2 separate regions of the Homo sapiens genome follow, and region 2 is linked to region 1. A link is a loop called in an ENCODE intact Hi-C map of the cell type or tissue named here. Cell type or tissue: PC-9. All regions are shown on one strand. Links, peaks and the distances in the headings refer to the core of each region. The heading gives the core; the rest is flanking DNA. Region 1 overlaps AK5 (adenylate kinase 5). Region 2 overlaps AK5 (adenylate kinase 5).

Evidence for each region. A loop is a pair of places that touch in the nucleus more often than their neighbours do. Peaks named below come from ENCODE experiments on the same cell type or tissue, not always from the same donor. Only the 100,000 strongest peaks of a DNase experiment are listed, where the experiment ranks them.
Region 2: a loop joins it to region 1, with 2.2 times the contacts of the local background. A loop is called at or near these places in 4 of 110 quality-filtered maps.

Annotation. Positions count from the first base shown.
Region 1 is chr1:77,532,239-77,535,161 of GRCh38, reverse strand. All of the region lies in intron 12 of AK5 (adenylate kinase 5), which reads right to left. Among named protein-coding and RNA genes, the nearest start is that of ZZZ3, 150 kb to the left of the region's middle. In PC-9, for the core only: CTCF peaks have their summits at 1,073 and 1,272 (motif pointing right); a DNase peak (open chromatin) is centred at 1,301.
Region 2 is chr1:77,416,169-77,419,089 of GRCh38, reverse strand. It overlaps AK5 (adenylate kinase 5), which reads right to left. Exons shown (of 14, transcript NM_174858.3): 8 at 1,375-1,451. Among named protein-coding and RNA genes, the nearest start is that of AK5, 140 kb to the right of the region's middle. In PC-9, for the core only: a CTCF peak has its summit at 1,810 (motif pointing right); no DNase peak of the experiment used is centred there.

The DNA.
Region 1 (2,923 bases), core at 101-2,600:
TTCTGTCTGGTTTTGTGGAACACTTGCTGCAGTGGGGAGTCCGCTGCCATCTAAGATGTCCAACTATCCTGAGACTGCCAGGCTGAGAGGAAGCCCAAGTTAGCCATGTGGAGAGGCCATGTGGACGGAGATGCCCTACCAGCCCCCAACTGTTTTAGATATCCCAGCCCTGGCTCCAGACATGGATCTCAGCCCCAGCCACTGTCTGAGTGCAATTGCATAAGGAACCCCAAGTGAGAACCAGCCCGCTGAGCCCCATAACTTCCAGAACCACGAGAGATAATAACAAATTGTTCTTTAAAGTTTTTATTTTCTTTTCTTTTGTAAGAGATGGGGTCTCGCTCTGATGCCCAGGCTGGAGTGCAATGGCTATTCATGGCATAATTATAGTGCACTATACAGTCTTGAACTCCTGAACTCAAGTGATCCTCTTGCCTCAGCTTCCGGAGTAGCTGGGGCTACACACACATGCCACTGTGCCAGACTTACATATTGTTCATTTAAACTGACTTCCTCATTAACTAGAAGTCTGACTCAACTTCTCTGCATCTGAGTCTTCTCATTCATACAATGAGGATGATCATAGGATTGCTGTGAGGATGAAATAAAATTAAATAAGGTAACATACGTATGCTCCTTGGCATACAGCAGACACTCACTAACGATTCACTGTTACGCTTATTTCCTCTATGAGGCTTAGGTTCCCCGTGTGCAGGGATTAAGAATTCTCTGCTCCTAGTCCCAAGTCTTGCACACAGTAGGTGATGAAGAAATGTTTTAATGAATGAGTGATGGTGGTATGATCTGTGTTATGAGTCTCCCCATCTCCATATCCTTCTCTTAAATGTTCTTTTGTCTCTGGGACATGCTTACTTTGCATCCTCCTCCAACCCTGGATCAGAGGAAACCATTACTCCCCCTGACCTTGCCACATTCGAGCTGTGAGTAAATGAAGGCTTGCCACCACTGTAGAAAGTGTGTGGGGTGGGATGAGAACAAAGTTCAGTCAAGAAGAGGATGTTTAGGCAACACGGAGAACTCGTAATATCGTGAGTTGCCAGACAGTGTTGGTCAAACATTTATCTACCTCCTCTGAGGGGTGTACTTTAAGGAACAGAGTGGAAACATTCTCCAAAATCGACAACAGTGCAATAAACCTCTGGAATAGGTCATGCGACTTTTCTGTCTGTATTAATTGGAAGGAAAAAAAAAAAGAGCATTTGTGCAGCAAGAAAGGCTGGGTGAGGGTTTAGGAAAAAAATGACCCTTGTTCACCAGCAGAGGGCGAGCTTGGGAGGCGGCTTAATGTTCTCCCTGAAACAACTTTGGGTTAGGGTTGCATGAGACAGCCAGGCGATTTTTCCAATTGTGGGGTTATTTTCAGGCCATTTGTGGGGACAGGAAAGATAATTCAGGGACACAGGTACAAACAGAGATTATATGTCACTGAGCAGGAGCCGGCAGCAAATGACCTTTTAGACCAAAATAAGCACGGGGCAGAGAGGTAGCTTTTTCTTCCACACTGATTCCCAAAGTGTGGCCCACGGACCAGCAGCATGTCATTTGGAAGCTTGTTAGAAATATAGACTCTCAGGCACAACACGCGACCTGCTGAAGCAGAATCTGTTTTTTTTTTTTTTTTTTTTTTTTTTGGTGACAGAGTCTTGCTCTGCAGCCTAGGCTGGAGTGCAGTGATGTGATCACTGCAACCTCTGCCTCCCAGGTTCAAGCAATCCTCCTGTCTTAGCCTCCCAAGTAGCTGGGATTACAGGTGTGCACCACCACACCCGGCTAATTTTTGTATTTTTAGTAGAGACGGGGTTTCACCATGGTGGCCAGGCTGGTCATGAACTCCTGACCTCAAGTGATCCACCCACCTCAGCCTCTCAAAGTACTGGGATTACAGGTGTGAGCCACCGCACCCAGCCTAGAGTCTGCATCTTAACCAGATCCCTAAGTGAGTCTTCACAGCATCATAGTTTGAGAAGCTACTCTGACAAGCCATTTTCCTGTGCCAAAACTAGGGGGTTTGACCTAACCTCTCTCTCCTGGAATCAGCACTCTCTTCCTATATAAAAAGCTATCGATCAGTTATTCTATTTGGAAGTGACCTGAACCATTTGTTTTTAATACCTAAAATTTTTTGAAATGTTTCAATGAGATACCATCTAATTTTTTTCAAAATGCTTCGCTATGTATCATTAGAAAGTCCCTTGGAGTAGCTGTCTGGTTCCTAGCTCTGCTCTTGTTTTCACCGGACTGTGGTTAGTCTTCAACATCAAGTAAGCAGACGAGCAGAGAACTCTGCCCTTGGCTGAATGAATCAGAGACTTGGGGACATTGGCCTGCCCCCAACATCACCCTGCTGGCACCCTGGGGCTCTGGCACCAGCCTCACCGGATTCTCCATGGCCTTTGGTTTTCAGGGGACCTTAGTTAGAGCACAAGTGCCCTTGGAAGGGCTGCTGAGATGCCATCAGCAACATTTCAGCAGCTGGCTATGCTTCACTGTGCTAAGGGCTTTACAAACAGCCATCCCATAAGCCCTCTGGCGCTCTTGCCGGGAAGTATGATTATTCCCACTTTAAGGATGAGGAAATGGAGGCCCTCAGAGGTTAACCTTCCCAAGGTCACTAGGGACTAGTGAGTGACAGGCCTGAAGCAGATACATGTAACCCCAAAGCTTGGTGACCTCACCCTGATGGAGAGAGCCAACGCCTTCAGAATGAAGTTTGGGCAAGAAGCTGAGTGGGCCAAATGGAACCAGGAGAGGGGGGTGGGGCCGTGGGAAAGGGAGCGAGTGGGGTGGGGTGCCTACTCACTTATTTTATTTTTCAGAAGCTGCCTCTGCTGCCTCTTGGGATCTAGTGGGACTGAGAGGTGACAGCATGCTGGCAGCCCTCACAGCCCCCGCTCGATGTCAG
Region 2 (2,921 bases), core at 422-2,921, 120 kb after region 1:
ACCTTGGGTAAATTACTCTTCTAGTCCTTTTTTTTTTTGTCTGTGATATAGAGATAATAATTCTTACTTCCTAGAGATGTTGTGAAGAATTGCTGAGTTAATATAAGAAACTCGGCACAACGTTTTGCATGTAATAAGTGCTTAATAGATGTTAAAAATTACTATAAACATGTGTAGCTATTATAGCACTTGCCAACATCATCTCCTTGCTTTGTGCTATAAGGAAAGAACTTTATACTCAAGAAAATAGCTCCTGAATACGTATATGAAATATACAGCCAGCCATTACACATGGACACTGGTCTGATCTGTTTGCTTTATTTGTGATGAATATTAGTTAAAGATGGGAACAAAGCCTCCCCCAAGAACATGTTCACTTGGCTTTTAGCCATTGCTGAGGAGCACTGATGAGAGGCGGAAGAAAGTTTTGGACATTTTTCTTTTTTAAAAATAAAGCCTAATTAGGGGGTTGGCTCATTTGCCAACTATTTTGGTTCATTAAAATATAGCAGCAGAGAGAGTTCTTCTGCTGAGAGGAAAATGACCCAGATAAATGTCTTCAGTTTTATTCAAAGAGAAAATGTATTTAACTTCTTGGCTATGCTTTCCTCGTTCATCATTCCCTTCCACAGACTAGTGATATGGTTTGGCTCTGTGTCCCCACCCAAATCTCATCTTGTAGCTCCCATAATTCCCACATGTTGTGAGAGGGAGCCAGTGGGAGATGACTGAATCACAGGGGCGGGTCTTTTCTGTGCTGTTGTGATAGTGAATGGGTCTCACAAGATCCGATGGTTTTAAAATCAGGAGTTTCCCTGGACAAGTTCTCCCTTTGCCTGCTGCCATCCATGTAAGATGTGACTTGCTCCTCCTTGTCTTCTGCCATGATTGTGAGGTCTCCCCAGTCATGTGAAACTGTGAGTTCTCCATTAAACCTCTTTCTTTTATAAATTGCCCAGTCTTGGGTATGTCTTTATCAGCAGCTTGAAAATGGACTAATACAGTTAGCGATAAAATAGCAGAGCCCTGAACCTGTAGCTGATGCTCAGTAAATATTATTAGTTTATTAGTGGGAAGGGATAGAGACACAGGCAAATTCTTGGGCAAGAGAACCTCATTTCTATCCCATGTTAACGTTTGATGATAAACCTTTCTTTAATTCACTGTGTTTTGAATCTTAGGACAAGGGAGTGCCAAAAAGCCAAACTTAGTGAATGAAAACTGTAGACTACTGTAATTTATCATGTAATATGTTATTAGTTATCTGTATATATTTCACAAAATGAGTTTTTATAATTCAAATTTTCATAAAACATTTACAAAGGTTCAACTTAAAAACATTTAAATAGAGAACTATTTTCAGATTTTAATTACCTGATCTTCATAATCAGATCCTGTATCAATGATCTCTCCAGTGTCCAATATCATCGAAGGATCAAGGTCACTTGAACCTAAGATTAGGAAAGAAAAGATAAGTGGATGGAGGTTGTCTATGTATGTTTCTAAAGCAAACAGTCTCTCACTAGGTTTCCATATTTTCCTATATCACATTAAATTCACAAACATTTCTAGACTGTTCTCATCTGCCAGGTACAATGTTTTGCTGGAGATTCAAAATGCAGAGACTCTGGACACTGTCTGCATCCTTAAGAAGAAGAAAATACTGTGAGGAAGAATAATTTGTCAACAAGAGTTATTATTAAAGGTTCAGCAACCCAAGAGAGTGAGCTACTAATTCTGATTAGTAGTAGAGGTGATGGTGGAGTTAAGATTCTTCATGAGGTACTAATCTATGATCCTGAATTTTGAGGGTGAATACAGGTTGTCCAGGAGGGGGAGCAGTTTCAGGATTTGCAACAATAATGGAAGTAGAAGGAACACCATGAGCAAAGTACAGAGTGGGAGGAGAGTAAGGGGTTTCCAGAAACAGGAAGGGCTAAGTTTGCGTACTCCCTGAAAACTCGAGTTTTTCCTCAAGCCTTCGGGTCACCTTAGTTGCTGAAGGTAAGAAAAATCGGGTTAACTTAATGTATGAATAGAGAGATTATTTCCCTTAGGTACTACAGGTTTCATTAAATCAGTTACCCATTAATCCCCAAGGCTCAGACTTAAACTGGTAATTTTTACAATGGGACTTCTGAAGCACAACTGATTCATCATTCTCATTTAATAACTCTTTCCTGCTAGGAAATATATATCATCTAACTACCCAGAAAGACTGAATTCAGTGCTGCCCATAAAATATTATATATCCTGTGAAAAAACATTGTTTCACTGTAAACTTGGCCTTGGCAAATCATTCTTAGTCAGAATATCCAATGAGTAATGCATAATGAATATAAATTTGTAAAAAATGTTAAGCATCTCATACACTTCTCAGATATAGACCTGTCCCCGATGTTGCTTTCATATTTTCTTTCCAAATGAGTCGGGGTATGTCCTTACACAGTCTTCTCTCATCTCTTCTCTTTTTTCCCCCTTCTCTTCTCTTATCATTGTCCCTGCTGTCTACCAACTTGACAAAGTAATAGCCATTACCAAATTGATTAAGTTCTAAGCAGTAATGCCAGTGTTTACTGTGTTTATATCTTTACATTTTTTACAGGATGATAAAGTTTTTCAAAATGGACATACTAAACCATCAAACCATTTTGGAAAAGTAATCATAGCGTTGCCATGAAGAGTTGCAGTTGCATAAGTGTGTTCAGAACAACCCTGGGTGATGCTAGTCATGCTGTCAGCACAGCCCTTGCCAGACCACTGTTCATAAGATGGCTGCTAGAATGGAGTTGGCAAGACTACCCACCATACTATTAACAGAGATTAGAAGGTAGAGGTGGGAAACTTTAATTTACATATGTATTTTAACATTAGTGGGATTATACATAATTTTTCTACCTTTGTACTTTTGGTATTTTTTT